5 separate regions of the Homo sapiens genome follow, and all the other regions are linked to region 1. Evidence: chromatin contacts called from ENCODE Hi-C or POLR2A ChIA-PET data. All regions are on one chromosome and are shown on one strand. The core of a region is the stretch at or near the end of the contact, and the rest is flanking DNA. Distances in the headings are between cores, read along the strand shown. Region 1 holds the start of SIX1 (SIX homeobox 1). Region 2 has its middle 19 kb from the start of DHRS7. Region 3 has its middle 120 kb from the start of SLC38A6. Region 4 has its middle 40 kb from the start of DHRS7. Region 5 overlaps SLC38A6 (solute carrier family 38 member 6).

Evidence for each region. A loop is a pair of places that touch in the nucleus more often than their neighbours do. ChIA-PET counts read pairs that join two places held with the same protein, here RNA polymerase II (POLR2A). Pooled maps may share reads with other maps.
Region 2: a loop to region 1 is called in a map with no recorded cell type, with 2.3 times the contacts of the local background. The contact joins the enhancer-like site here to the promoter of SIX1 in region 1. A Hi-C loop is called at or near these places in 1 of 168 maps with a recorded cell type or tissue (gastrocnemius medialis), 1 of 37 single-sample maps with no recorded cell type and 1 of 50 pooled maps.
Region 3: a map of PC-3 shows a loop between it and region 1 (6-fold over the local background). The contact joins the enhancer-like site here to the promoter of SIX1 in region 1. A Hi-C loop is called at or near these places in 4 of 168 maps with a recorded cell type or tissue (IMR-90, PC-3, chondrocyte and 1 more), 19 of 37 single-sample maps with no recorded cell type and 7 of 50 pooled maps. POLR2A ChIA-PET finds 5 or more read pairs at or near these places in 2 of 52 experiments (H1 and OCI-LY7).
Region 4: a loop to region 1 is called in a map with no recorded cell type, with 4 times the contacts of the local background. The contact joins the enhancer-like site here to the promoter of SIX1 in region 1. A Hi-C loop is called at or near these places in 11 of 37 single-sample maps with no recorded cell type and 3 of 50 pooled maps. POLR2A ChIA-PET finds 5 or more read pairs at or near these places in 2 of 52 experiments (K562 and WTC11).
Region 5: a map of PC-3 shows a loop between it and region 1 (8-fold over the local background). The contact joins the enhancer-like site here to the promoter of SIX1 in region 1. A Hi-C loop is called at or near these places in 37 of 168 maps with a recorded cell type or tissue (A673, B cell, CD14-positive monocyte and 30 more), 37 of 37 single-sample maps with no recorded cell type and 30 of 50 pooled maps. POLR2A ChIA-PET finds 5 or more read pairs at or near these places in 7 of 52 experiments (AG04449, HEK293T, OCI-LY7 and 4 more).

Annotation. Positions count from the first base shown.
Region 1 is chr14:60,648,155-60,650,811 of GRCh38, forward strand. It overlaps SIX1 (SIX homeobox 1), which reads right to left and starts at 1,323. Exons shown (of 2, transcript NM_005982.4): 1 at 476-1,323. The coding sequence starts at 1,035. MIR9718 (microRNA 9718) reads left to right here and starts at 494; the gene lies at 494-557. RefSeq lists enhancers at 1-608, 609-1,229 and a silencer at 1,240-1,479.
Region 2 is chr14:60,183,158-60,185,814 of GRCh38, forward strand. No RefSeq gene overlaps it. Among named protein-coding and RNA genes, the nearest start is that of DHRS7, 19 kb to the left of the region's middle. Within about 2 kb of position 1,339, at least 9 of the 41 ENCODE cell types and tissues checked have a DNase peak (open chromatin) inside an H3K27ac peak, as active enhancers do.
Region 3 is chr14:61,102,478-61,105,134 of GRCh38, forward strand. No RefSeq gene overlaps it. Among named protein-coding and RNA genes, the nearest start is that of SLC38A6, 120 kb to the left of the region's middle. RefSeq lists enhancers at 873-2,072, 1,442-2,356. Within about 2 kb of position 1,359, at least 22 of the 41 ENCODE cell types and tissues checked have a DNase peak (open chromatin) inside an H3K27ac peak, as active enhancers do; they include IMR-90, PC-3 and endothelial cell of umbilical vein, where a contact is called at or near this core.
Region 4 is chr14:60,203,623-60,206,279 of GRCh38, forward strand. No RefSeq gene overlaps it. Among named protein-coding and RNA genes, the nearest start is that of DHRS7, 40 kb to the left of the region's middle. Within about 2 kb of position 1,343, at least 2 of the 41 ENCODE cell types and tissues checked have a DNase peak (open chromatin) inside an H3K27ac peak, as active enhancers do.
Region 5 is chr14:61,024,608-61,027,264 of GRCh38, forward strand. The region is part of intron 5 of SLC38A6 (solute carrier family 38 member 6); the gene reads left to right. Among named protein-coding and RNA genes, the nearest start is that of SLC38A6, 45 kb to the left of the region's middle. Within about 2 kb of position 1,349, at least 3 of the 41 ENCODE cell types and tissues checked have a DNase peak (open chromatin) inside an H3K27ac peak, as active enhancers do; they include IMR-90, PC-3 and endothelial cell of umbilical vein, where a contact is called at or near this core.

The sequences.
Region 1 (2,657 bases), core at 73-2,572:
TGGAGAACCAGGCGGGAGTGGGGGCAGAGCCAATGTCTCAGGCCAGCTTCACCCCTCTGGGGAGCAAGAGGAGAGAGGTTCGCGAACCTCAGCTCCCACCAAACCCCTTTCCTTGCGACACCAATCAACATTTCACTGCCCGTTGATTTAGAAACTCACTCTCCACCCACCACTCATAGCCGCGGCCAGCCAGGGAGGCATAAAGACCAAATCTAGCGCCAATATTTCCCGACACTCACATCCCAGAGAAACCCACGCGCGGGTGCTCAAAGCAAATGAGGCCCCATCCTTAGCAAGGAACCTCAGAGTTCATGAACTTTCGCTGCAGCGCCGCGGAGGGCCTGCGCGCCGCCCCGTGGACGGGCTCCGGCCGGCGGGGAGGACTTGGTGGCTGGTGCCTGCGGGGGCGGGAGGGGGCGGAGGAGAAAGGACGGCTTCCTAGGGTCGCCCGAGTCGCGGGAAGCACGCCGCGTACCTTTCCTTGGCCTCCGCGGCCCGGTCTCTTTGCCTCCGGTTCTTAAACCAGTTGCTGACCTGGGTGGTGGTGAGGCCGGTGGCCTCGGCCAGCTCCCGCTTCTCACGCGGCGATGGGTAGGGATTGTGCGCGTACCACTCCCGCAGGACACCCCTCGACTTCTCCTTGAAGCAGTAGCTGGTCTCCTCGCCGTCCCAGATGGTGCGCGGCAGTGGAAATTTTCGGCGCACCCGATATTTGCCCACGGCGCCCAGGGGTCGGCCGCGCAGCTTCTCGGCCTCCACGTAATGCGCCTTCAGCCACAGTTGCTGCAGTTTGGGGTGGTTGTGAGGCGAGAACTGGTGGCTCTCCAGGATCTTGTAGAGCTCACGGAAGTTGCCGCGGTGGAAGGCGACCACCGCCTTGGCCTTGAGTACGCTCTCGTTCTTGTGCAGGTGGTCGCAGGCGGGCAGTGACCACAGGAACCTGCCCAGGCGCTCCAGGTTTCCGCCTTGCTGCAGAACCTCGCACACGCACGCCACTTGCTCCTGCGTAAAGCCAAACGACGGCAGCATCGACATGGCTGGGGCCTGCCGGGGCGCACGGCCCAGGCGCACGCGGCAGGGAGCAGAGCCGAGAGGCAGGGGGCGGCGGCCGCAGGGAGGGGGGCGCGGCTGTTCCTAACCTCCTCCTTAGGCTTTGCAAAGGCGAAAACCGGAGTCGGAACTTGGCGGTGGGCGGCCAAGGAAGAGAAGGCGGAGGAGTAGGGGAGGTTCTGGACACGGAACGGCCGGCGCACTCAGTAGCCTTTAAGGCCTTGCTGCCTCCGACCTCCCGCCCGGTGGATGCTGCTAGTTGCCGGGGAACTTGGTTTCTGTTCTCCCCGCAGCGGCCTTAAAGCGCGCAGCGTCCCCGGCACGCTGATTGGCTGCCGGCGGCGCCTATCCGGGGCTGGCCAGCCAGCGCGCCGCCCGGCTGGGCAGAGAGGCCGCACCGCCCAGAGCGGGGAGGGCGAGGCTGCGGAGCTGGGGGTTGGGGGTGTTGCCGGGGCTGCGCGGGTAGGGAGTGGTGGGAGGAGAAGGAAGAGGAAAGGTGGGAAGCCAGTTGGGGTCTGAGGGAGCTGCGCTGCGGAGGTGTGGGGAGGTAGGGAGTGGGTGAGCGCGTCAGGACCCTGCAACGCGGGACCCGTCGCCAGTATCACCTAAGGGGAGTCGCGCACAACTCCGCACAAATCAATGACTCCAAACCTTAATTCCTCCCCTCTCCCTCCGTACTCTTGTCCTCATCCCTTGCAGACTTGCCCTCTCCCGGTGAGCTCATATTTAATTACTTTAATGTTGGAATGAATAAATAATGGATTGATGAATAGCTTATGGAACGCGATAAATAATTCAAGAGCAGACCAGGGTCCGCGCATGCAGCCTCTGGAAGAGTGGCTTCGGGTTGGCTTCAGCTCGAGGAGTCCAACCCTATTTCCTCCTCCCTCCCCCCACCAACTACCACTGTCCTCCCCCCACTGCTGCACACCACCCTCCAAAGGGCACAAGTACTCCCAGTCGGACAGCGTTTCCCTCGTTCACAAAAGACCTCCATGATTTGAGACCAGGCAGAGAGCTGTTTAGAGCATACTTGCTGAGCACCTAGAGACTCCGAGCGTTCATTTGTGATTTGGTATCTTAATGTTCTGCGATTGAAACCAGCAGGTTCCTGAAGCTTCTGGACTCAATTTCCCCATCTGTGCGGTTGTGTTTTGCAGTGCCACCTCTGCTACTGAGGAATGCCGAGAGGCTTTACTTGCTATTAGCAAAAATGCTTTGGGAACCTCGTACGAAAGGCGCTGGATGTGGTGTAAATTAAATAAAACTGTGCCCGGCTCCAATAACCGTCCGGTTGTAATATAATCCTTACCCTGCTCTGAGAGGGACACTGCCCTCAAAGCGAGAACGACAGCGGCTCCAAGAAGATTAAATAAAGAGGTGTGTGTGTGTGTGTGTGTGTGTGTATGTGTGTGTGTGTGTGTGTTGCAATGCTGGCCTATTTTGCTGCCAGGGAATGAGAGATGCACTGCAATTTAAGTCCCATCATCTGCTGTTTTGTTTATGTGTGGAGAATGCTTAGTAAAACTGCACAAACAAGTGAAGTTGTAATTATCTTAAGCCTCATTTGCACACCTAGTTCCAAAGCAATAATTAAAAGGATTTTG
Region 2 (2,657 bases), core at 89-2,588, 460 kb before region 1:
TTCAGCCTGGGAAACATAACAAGACCCCATCTCGGGGAAAAAAATGATGGGGTGTCATTTCTGTGGTTCAATTTGAAAAGACTGTGACCTCCTCTTGCTATTATTCTCTCACTCTCGCCTTCTCAGCTTGCAAGCATGGATGCAGCAAGCTGCCATGTGTGCAAGGCCCACAGGCAAGGAACTGAAAGTGGCCTCTACTAACAAGGAATCAAGGCTCTCACTCAAACACTCTATGAATCCAATCAACAACCACATAAGTGAGCTTCAAATCAGATCTTTTCCCAGTTGAGCCTTCTTAAGAGACCATACGGCTGGCCTACACCTTGATTATAGCCTTGTGAGAGACCATGAAGCAGAGAACCCTGCTAGTTTATGCCAGGATTTTGAACCACAGAAACTGAGATAATAAATGTGTGCTATTTTATGCCACCAAACTTTGGGTAAATTGTTACAAGGTATAGACAACTGATACAGCTGTTTTTGCATGACAACACTAGAGTTGATTATTGTTACAGGGACCATATGATTCATAAAGAATAATATATTTACTATCTGGCTTTTTACAGAAAAAGTTCTGTGTGAGAATGCAAGCAAGGAGGCTGGCAGGTATAGTCTTCCATGACTCAGAAAGGAGGGAAGAACCAGCTCCACGAGCACTAGTAACTAGATGAGCTACATGAGCACTAGACAATTACTGCCCTCTGATGTCCTGATGTACATCAAATGTCTATTTTGAACTCAAACTGCTTTCTTGGTATGACATCAGAACTTCTTCTTAAGTGTATAAAAGTTGAAGGCTCAGGAGAGCCAGTGATATATGTGTTCTCCCACACCACTCACAATCTGGTCCCCTTTATTTCCTGGAAAGTCCTGCAAAGGCTTTGGAATGAGACTACTTCAGTGATTCTGATGAGGAGTAAGACTTGGAAATTACCACTTTAAACTTCCCCAGAAAATCTCTTTTACAGAATTAATGTGCTTAACATACTGGTTCACAGAATAAGTGCTTCTTAAAGCAAAAGGGAATTTACCCTCTATCTGGGCCAAATGTGTCATTTTCTAGGTGAGAAAAATGAGGCTCGGAGAGCTTAAAAGGCTTTCTAAAGGCCACAGAGCCCCAGGTTTAAAGGAAAAGTGAAAGCAGATTCATTAATTCTCACCCCAGGGCATTTAAAAACTATTATTTAATTCAGTCTTTGAGCAAATTATCACAAGATCTGATTCAATTAAATGTGAATTTATATGATTTTACTGCATTAAGAATCATCTGATCTGCATGTTGGTTGAACAATTTACGTCAAGAAAAGTCTTTTATTACTTAATTTGCATTTTCTACCGAAGGCACCCATAAATAAGTCAGCATCGCCCTCTACTGGATGATTTGTATTTGTTACTCATTCGTTGCATCCAACATGATTTATGTAGAATTTTGGATATTTTTTCTTAATTTCAATGAAAGGTACATGAAAACCAGGACATTCCAGCTGTTTGGATATTCCCCTATGCCTATTAATCTGGTTGGATAACATTTTCCTCTTCCAAAAGAGGCCTTGATTTTCTAGTTTTGAGAATTATAAGTTTAAACAATGAATTCCAACATGTTAACAAAGAAGGAAAAGACAGAGTCAGAGAAACCAAGAGATGCAGATAGAGATGAGGAAAAGCTAGAGAGAGAGATATTAGAAGAGAGGGACAATTCTGGTCAGAGTGAAAGCAGACTGTTTTTCTACTTTGGCAGCTTCAAAAATAAACTCAAATAAATGCTTTCTTTGTGGCATCACTAGCTGCAGTTTTTATAATGCATATGCTAGTTCTAGCTCATGGAATAAACTTTTTATCTTCTTGAGACCACATTTAAGCTGTGAGCTGGGTTGACTACAATGATCGGTTCTTCTGCCTGTGAAAATGGTATGCTCCTATCAAAGCAGATTAAATTGTGGTTGGTTGGGAGTCAGCCAGCAAACTGTTAATAGCATTAAAACTGACTGAATTGCGGCTTAAATTTCGACATATAAGGTAAGAAAAAATAAACAGTAATAAAAAGATACCACTGCACACTTAGCTCTCACATTACAAAAAAAGAAGAATAACAAGTATAAATTAAATCATGTGATGTAAATTACTATAACAAGAACATCTAGTCGCAGTTGCAACAAGGCAAATGCAAATGCAAATGAGTGAGTCATCATTTCTGGGTTAAGCATCTGCAACCCAGACTCTTCAGCCCCGACCTCTATCATCTAGCCCAGAAACAGCTTCAGATCCTGGAAAGAATATGGGCTTTGGCATAGACACACCTGCATTCAAATTGCAGCTCTGCCACTGTGTGGCCTTGAGAAAAGCCTTGCTTTCCTTATCTGTAAGGTGGAGGTAATTGTATATAATTCATACAGTTTGGGAGAAATTAAATGAAATAAAGCATAGAAATCACTTAATACAGTATCTGCCATATATGGCTACTACACAACTCCAGGTGACACACACAGGCCATCATTTCCAAGCAACACATCCAAAACTCTCTCTCTCTCTACCTCTTCGTCCCTAATTACTACCCCCACTATTCACATGGTTGTCCAAGCCATAAGTTTGAGCACCACCCCAGATTCCATGTTCCTGCTCACCTCCATATATGCTTGCAAAACTTCTACTCTGTCTTC
Region 3 (2,657 bases), core at 109-2,608, 450 kb after region 1:
CAGAGTAGGCCCTCAAGAAATAGTTTTGGTTTTCATTGTTAAGACTTGTTTAGGGAAGGGAAGTGAGCTCCTTTAGCAGTTCAAGGTTTCCCTCCCACTCTGGGACAGGGTGGTAGAGGTATGAGAGTAGAGACTGCTGAGAGAATATGGTCTCTTTCATTGTGCTCTGTTTTCTCCTTTTGGCCTCATGGGGAGGCATGGACGGGTGTCATCAAAGGGTGACTTGAGGAAGTAGGAGAGCAAATGGCTTCTCCCTGGTTCTCAGAAGTCTAGGTCCCTCACCTGGCTCTTATCCACAATGCCTGTGCTGTTGGTAATAGTTCACGTGCACATGTCTCCTCCAGTTAGGTTGAAAAAAATCCTGCTGGCTCGCACTCCAACATGGGCTGCTTTGTATGTCTCCCTGGCAAGGCACACAGCAAATATTGGTTGTTGCCTTTGGAGGCCAGGTTAGCACAAAGCAAATAGGGCTTGGGTGGGCTCAGGGACAACTAAAGGGGTTGGATGACTAACTCCCTTTTCTGTGACCATCCCTGCCTCTTGTTTACTCCACTGAAAAAGGGCGTAGGGAGGTCAGTTGCCGCTGCTGATCTGCACAAAGGTCAAAGGCAGAGCCACCGAAAGTAGTCTGCTCCTGTTTTTGAAGCTTTCTTCTGTGGGTAATATTGCACTTTGTAAACACTTGGTACTCAATAAATTCCAGCACACATATGGAAGCAATGGTGCCAACTAGCTGGATTGAAAGTACTCGATACCCAGTGTCCAGAGCATTGGCTAATGGAGAGGAAGAGGTTCCCTCCACTTCTGACTATGGGTGTGCGGCACAAGCCCCTGGCGGGCCTCACACACCCTACTTAGCACCTGTCAATCTCCTGTCCTCTGTGAAAGAGCCTGCATTTCTCCCTGTTGGGCCCGCCACTTCTCCAGGATTTTTTCAGTGCTGTCTGTCCAAGTCTTTCTTCTGCTGGAAGTGTGGGAATGGGAAGTCAGCTCTAGCCATGGCTACAAATAATTCACCTTTCCAGCAGCCTGCGGGTTTTCTTCTTACCGGTACAACAGTGAGTCTCATTCTCAGAATCTCTGAGGCCTGGCCAGTGAGGCCCCTATTCTTCTTCCCCTGGCAGAGGCCAGCTCTGATGGTGTCCCCACCCAAAGGGCAGACACCCATGTGATTTCAGTGGTTCGGAGGAATAGGAACGGAATGGAAGGGTGAGGTCTTTTCTGCTGAAGCTCAAAGCACTGTGGATACAGGCCCATATGCGTAGCCTGAATCAGGGGCACTGAGTTCACTCTGCTCAGTTTGCTTATATGTTAGTTTATGGCAGCTGTGGTTGCAAATAGGATCAAATTGTGCAGTTTTTAATTCCGTGTAATGCTGCTGTGAAGATGGACTTAACTGCTTTTCAGTACAGTCATTATGACTCTCTTAACTTCCCTTACTCATGAAACCTAGCATGAGTCATGGCTGGAGAATCTCACTCCACCCCACGGCCCCCACTGTCCCGAGAAGCAGAAAGGCTGGGTTCCTGGGGTTTTTCTTCCTGGCAGTAAACCCCCTCCTCCCTGCAGGACTGTTATAACTGATCCACAGTTAGAACATCAGGGAGCCCATAACCACGCAGGGCGGGGGTTTCTCCTTACCAGCTTGCTCCCCATGCAGCAGGGAAGCGGGTGTCTGCTGCAAATCTCCCCGTGTGGGGGGATGGGAAGAACAATGAGGCTGAACAGACACAAAGGGAGCTGTCCTGTGCCCAGACAGCCCCAGTGACATCTTCAGGCCCAGCCAGGATCCTCCCTTCCCAAAATGGAGCCTGTTTGCTCCCAGTATTAGTAGGGCTCTTTCGATTGCAAAGGACAAAAACTCCTCACTTAGGCTGCTATATTCGTTTGCTAGGGCTGTCTTAACAAAGTCCCACAGACTGGATGGCTCAAATATGGATTGTCTCACAGTTCTGGAGACTGGAAGGCCAAGATCAAGTTGTCTGCAGGGTTGATTCCTTCTGAGGCCTCTCTCCTCAGCTTGCAGAAGACTGTCTTCTCTGCAAATGCATGTGGTCCTCCATCTGCATATGTCTATGTCTTCCTCTTTTAAAAGGACACACTCCTGTTGGATTAGGCTCCACCCTCGTGACCTCATTTAACCGTAATTGCCTCTTTAAAGACCCTATCTCCACTTAAGGTCACATTCTGAGGGACTGGGGGTTAGGACTTCAACATGCCAGTTTTCTGGTGGGAGGACAAAATTACTTGGCTTCCCAGAGCAAAAGCCTGTTTAAGGATGTTGATGGCCTGGAGCTGAGCAAGGCCAATGTGGGGCAGCCCCAGACAGCTTTCCACTTCTGTCTCCACAGCCTTTCCATTCCCTCTGGTTGAAGTCAGGTGTTTCTGTTATATGCACTCCTAACACCCCTCTGTTTTCCACATGGATTTACCACCTCTGTATTTAAATAATGTGTTGTGAAGTCATTTGGTTAATGTCCATCTTCCTGGTTAGATGGAAGCATCAGGGCCGCTAGACGAGTCACCGTCTTCTTTGCAGCAACCCTAGTACTTGGCCCAGGCTGGGCACATAAAAGATGCTCAATTCATAGTTGCTGAATTGAAAGTCCTTTGCTCTTGGTGCTTCTGCTCCTCTGCCTCCTTACTGGCCAGTCAAC
Region 4 (2,657 bases), core at 93-2,592, 440 kb before region 1:
GATTATAGTTATCTTTATACTCTATCCTTACTTTTCATCCTTTCATATTTTTATTTTGTTTTTACATTTAACCTTTATCCGCCTGTAACTTAGTTTGGTATAAATTATAAAAAACAGATTTGATGACTTTTCCAAATGTCTCACCATTTGTCTTACTACTATTTATTGGGTGGCTCAATTTTTCTTCCCAAATTTCAAATGTCAATCTTGCTAGTACTAAATTCATGTGTGTGTTTGGGGTTGCTTTTAGAGGTTTCTATTCTGTTCCATTGTTCTGTTTACTGTTACTACAGTCTCATTTTATTTCACTGATTGTACTGATAGGTGGTATAAAAGATAGTAATGCCTGGAAATGCAAGTCTTCATTTTATCATTGTTCTTTTTAAGTTTTCCTGACTATTCTCACTGGTATGTTTAACATATTTTTTGCTGACTTGAGCATCCAACAAAATATATATGTAGCTGTGACCTATACTTTCATTTCATCAACTGCTAATTGCACAAGGGACATCTATCGGGTGTTTACTTTGTGCCAGGCTCTGTTCTAAATGTTTTATATGCATCAACTCATTCAATGCTAGCAGCAACCCTGTAAGATCGATACCTTTATTGCTCATGTTTTATGAAAGAGGAAACGCAAGCATGGAGAGGCAAGGTTAATTTGCCCAAGGTCACACAGCTGGCGTGTGGCTAAACTAGCCGTTGCATGTAAATAAGACTGCCTGCCCACTCAACCCAGGCAATCTGATTTCAGAGCTCACTGCCTCTCAAACAGTATGGCAGGGGTTAATACTATCTTGATTCTTTGCTTTAAACTGGAGATACTGTAATTTAATAATCGTTTGATATGCCAAAATGACTACAAACACTGTTCAAATCAGCGTTTTACACACATTCTATAGCAATGTAATACTTTTCCTCTTTAAAGTATTGAAGGATGAAATTTTCTTCAAATTATACAATACTACTTAAAGTGTTAAATTCCAATAAAGGAGAAAAAAAAGGCAGCAAACTATTGCCAGAAGAGCCCTGGATTGAGCAACAGGGAAACAAAAGTTCTAGTCCTTGTTGTGTTGCTAATTAGCTTCCTGCCTCCACCCCCACACGGACACATACACCCACCCAAAATATTGTCCTTATTAGTCTGTAACCCTGGCTAAATTACAATATTACAGATTCATTCCTTCAGGTTAACTCTCTTTCTGAGATGTGACTAGCCCTGGTGACGTACTACTTGTCAGAGTATTGATTATTTGCCCTGTTTTGAGATTTTAATTCCTCTTAATCAGGAACATTGCCCTGACAAGATAGGAGTTGTCATGGTTCAACAGGGAGCCAGGAATAGAAAGCAATGTTATTCTGGAGGCTGAAAGGCTGTGAGAGGTATGTGTGGTGAGGGACCACAGCTGACAGAAACAGGCTATGGGGAGTAGCTTGGGTATCTCAGGTGACAGAGAGTGGTGAGAGGGGAAGCTGAGAGGAGGAAGATGGTCCTGTGGAGGGAATGTGGGTAGAGCCTCCTCTACTTGAAGTTTTCCCAGCGCTGGTGCTGGGCGCAGCCAAGGATTCTAAAAGAAGGCCTTCCTCTGGGGATCAGGAAGGGAGAGGGAATATGAAAAGAGTCTGCCCTCTTGACATTGACCCAGAGTCTCCACGAGTCATTGGAAAAGATGCATGAGAAGCTGCATCTAAGGGCATGCAAACATATACACACAACACCATAAAAGGAGAAAGCTTTTTAGGCTTTCTTCAACTCATCAGGCTTGTGAATTTCTTTAATAAAAATCTCGGAACATCATGGCTCTACCAAACCTTTGCCTATTCGTCATTGCCACAGTGATACTGACTTTTGAATTCCAGTACCAGGGGAAAAAGATGTGTGTGTGGTGGGGGGAGGAGGGAAATAGTATCACCTTTTATGTAAATTCTTACTTGCTCATACAAATACTTTCTTTTTTTTTGTTTTATGGGGGTGTGGGTGGAAAAGTTTCAGTGTTTTTGCTGATTATAGAAGCAGTGAATGCTTACTCTAAAAAAAAAAATCAATGACACAAAGAAGAGAAATTCTGTCACCCTACCACATTGTAGTGTGTCTCTTCCAGATTTTTTTTCAAATTGGATCACACTGTTCTGCAATTGGCATTTTAACTTAACATATACAATAACTGTAGCATTCCATCTCATCTATTACTGTCCATAGTATTCCATTATATGTATGTACCATAATTTATTCAACAAACCAAGCTGATAAACATTTAGGTCATGATAATTTTTTATTATATATCATCCTTGTATTAATTGTTCCCAATGTATCATAATTTCCTAAGGGAAGAGGAACTAAATGACACATGTATAAAATTTTACTATACATTTTCCTATTTCTACAGTTTGTTTATATCTTTTTTCATGTCTTTTGCTGGTATCCAGCTCTTTTGTAGAAACCTCTTAAATTTGTCCTTTGTTCTTTGTTCCACTTCACAATTGGTAGAACACGGGTCAATAGGGAGCTCAAAGGTTCTCAAATTTGGGGCATCGTGTAATCTTTAGATCTTAAAGAAATCTTTCTAGGAGTAGCAGACATCAAGCTACTGGCAAATGAAAATTCTATGTGAAAAGACTACCTCAACAAAGGAGTGAAGTTCTATGTCCTCGGTGTT
Region 5 (2,657 bases), core at 99-2,598, 380 kb after region 1:
ACATAGTTCCTGTAACAGTGTTGTATTATGTGATTCTTTTCTTAAAAACTAAGGTAAGTAGTTGGTTTCACATTCATTTGAACTCCTGAAGTAAACCATTCAGTAGGCTAGAATTATCACTAGAAATCAAACACTACATCCCAATCATCTTCTTAGTCAAGCCAGAAAAAGTCTTATTAACTCTTACAAGCACATGATAACAGTGAAGTCAATTGATGTTATTTCTGGTTTCACAACTTGCCCAATTCAAAATGTGGAAAGATGAGTAGCTCCTAGGGGGATGTTATATTCTTATTTTGCTCTTATAAATATGAAGGATTACTATGAATAGCATATGCTTTCCTTAATTCTTCAAAGCCCCAGTTCTTTAAAGGAGATTAAAAATTTAATCATTACTACGTTTTGTGAAAGGAAAACCATAAACATTAGTAGTCTTACTGAAACCTCCTGAAATTGCTAGAATGACCCAGATGTTTCAGTCTGGCACAGAATCCACACACCTTACTCTTGCAGCCTTTATTAACACCTCAGTTTGGTAATCTATGGACTCGGGTAACCCCATTTCTAAATCTCAGAAAGGTATAAATAAGATCATTTTCAATTGAGAATTATAAAAATCTCAAATTCTCAGTATTTGAAAAATTCACAATATTAGATGCTAGAAACTACTTGGATTTGCTTTCTTCCTGTATATTCATTCATGCATTTTATTTATTTACTTTTTGGTAGGCTAGTAAAGTACTAAGAGTGTTTCAGATATACTAGTTTGTATTGTCTCTTGGGAAACTAGGATTGGGCGCGCAGATACATCGCCATCTGCTGGTCAGTTTATCTGTGGTGAAACTGCAGCTTTCTTGAGACTTGTCTAGAAATTCTAGAAAGCACTGCCTTAGAATAGGAGAGGTACAGGAAATTTGGAGAGTCTTTTTCACAAGCACTTCATTTGACAACATTTACTGGTAGTGTATCTTTTTTAAGGTTTTGAAAATATTTTTCATAGTAATTTCTATTGAAAATTATAAAATTTTCAGAACAGTAGATATTTTGGTCATTTTTTAATCAAATTTAAGATCCTGAAAATGATAAGACAAAGATATACATTTTTTTCTAGGGTCATGGGGGAGCATTTTCCCCCATATATTTTGATTTTCATTTATGCATGTGTTCTGTACTATTTGAGTGCATATAGAACTTCAGTGGCATTTAGATATTTTGTGGGACCACCAGATTAATGAGACACATTGAATAGAATAAACCAGTTAGTATCCATGACTAAAAACATGTTTGAAATAAAATTGAATCTCTCTGAGACAGAAAGGCAAACTTATTTTTTCCCCGTAGCACATCCGTTTGTTTAGGGCTGAGTAATCCTTTAAGAATTGCTGAACTTCCCCCAAGTGCTGAAAACCTAATTCTGTTTTAAAAATAGCTGTAAGTAATTCTGTCCTCATACATATATTTTACATGTTTAACAAAAAAGATTCTTATCTTCATAAACTGTAATGATGTCTTAGGCCCAAACTCCAATTAGGGTTGGTTTGTTTTTTTTAAGTTTGTATGCTTAATAACGACAACTTGGGAAGCATTTTCAGAGTGCTGCGAAAAATAACTCATAAGAATACAGTATTTGGAAGCACAGAGACTGATTTTTATTTTTTGGATTTCAGTGGAGTGTTAATATTTCAAATACGTGAGAATAGGAAACTTCCTCTTCAGAACTACAATCACAGCCGTAAATACAGTAGAGTCATAGCAGTAGATGCAATAGAATCTCATCATGAAACTCCATGAATTTTGAACTAATCACATCACCAAAGGAGCTCCAATACTGAAAAATGAAATACATTGAAAATATATCTCAAGATGAAATGAAAATTCTAAGTGTTACTAAAGCTTCTGACTAATGTTCTCTGTGATATTCATTTCCTTTGAAGTCAACTGTTAATCTCAGCATTCAAAAGTAGTTTGTTTAAATACTGATTTAAAAAAGAAAAATAATTCTGAAGAGTGGTACTTCTGGTAGACTTTCCTTATTTGTCTTTGTTTTGTTGGTTTACTTTTTCACTTTGCTCCTGCACTTTCTCATGGCATACTAGTTAATAGAACGAGTTTCTCAACCCAGGCGGGCTGTTTGCACCATCACTAGCTTGGGCAAGTTACTTCTTTGTGCTTCCTTATATTCTGTGAAATAAGTAATATGTACCTCACAGGTTTGTGTAAAGATTAAGTGAGGAAATAACTTGTGTAGAATACTACCAAGCATACAGTAGGCATCTAAAAAACAAAGATGTTAGCTGTTTTCATGGATCTCTGCCCAGAGTCCCTTCCCTGTTTCTGTGTTTCTAACATCTCTCCTCTCAACCTCCCGGGCCCAATTCATTTATTTCACTTTATAATTAGATCAGCAGATATTAACACCTTGCAACTTGCTATTACCTAATCAGATTTTACCCCATTTTAGTCACTTTTTAATATTACTGTTGCTTCTCCATGTTGTTTTTAAAGAGTGCTTTCAACTTCTGTGTTTTCAGTTGACAGATGTTTTATTTTTTCCCAGAGAAGTTTCTATTAAATGAGTTATATTAGTTTAAAATTAAGTAGAAAAGAATACCTATTTAGTTAATGTGCTAAAACTAAGTGATTTATAATGGCTGAAT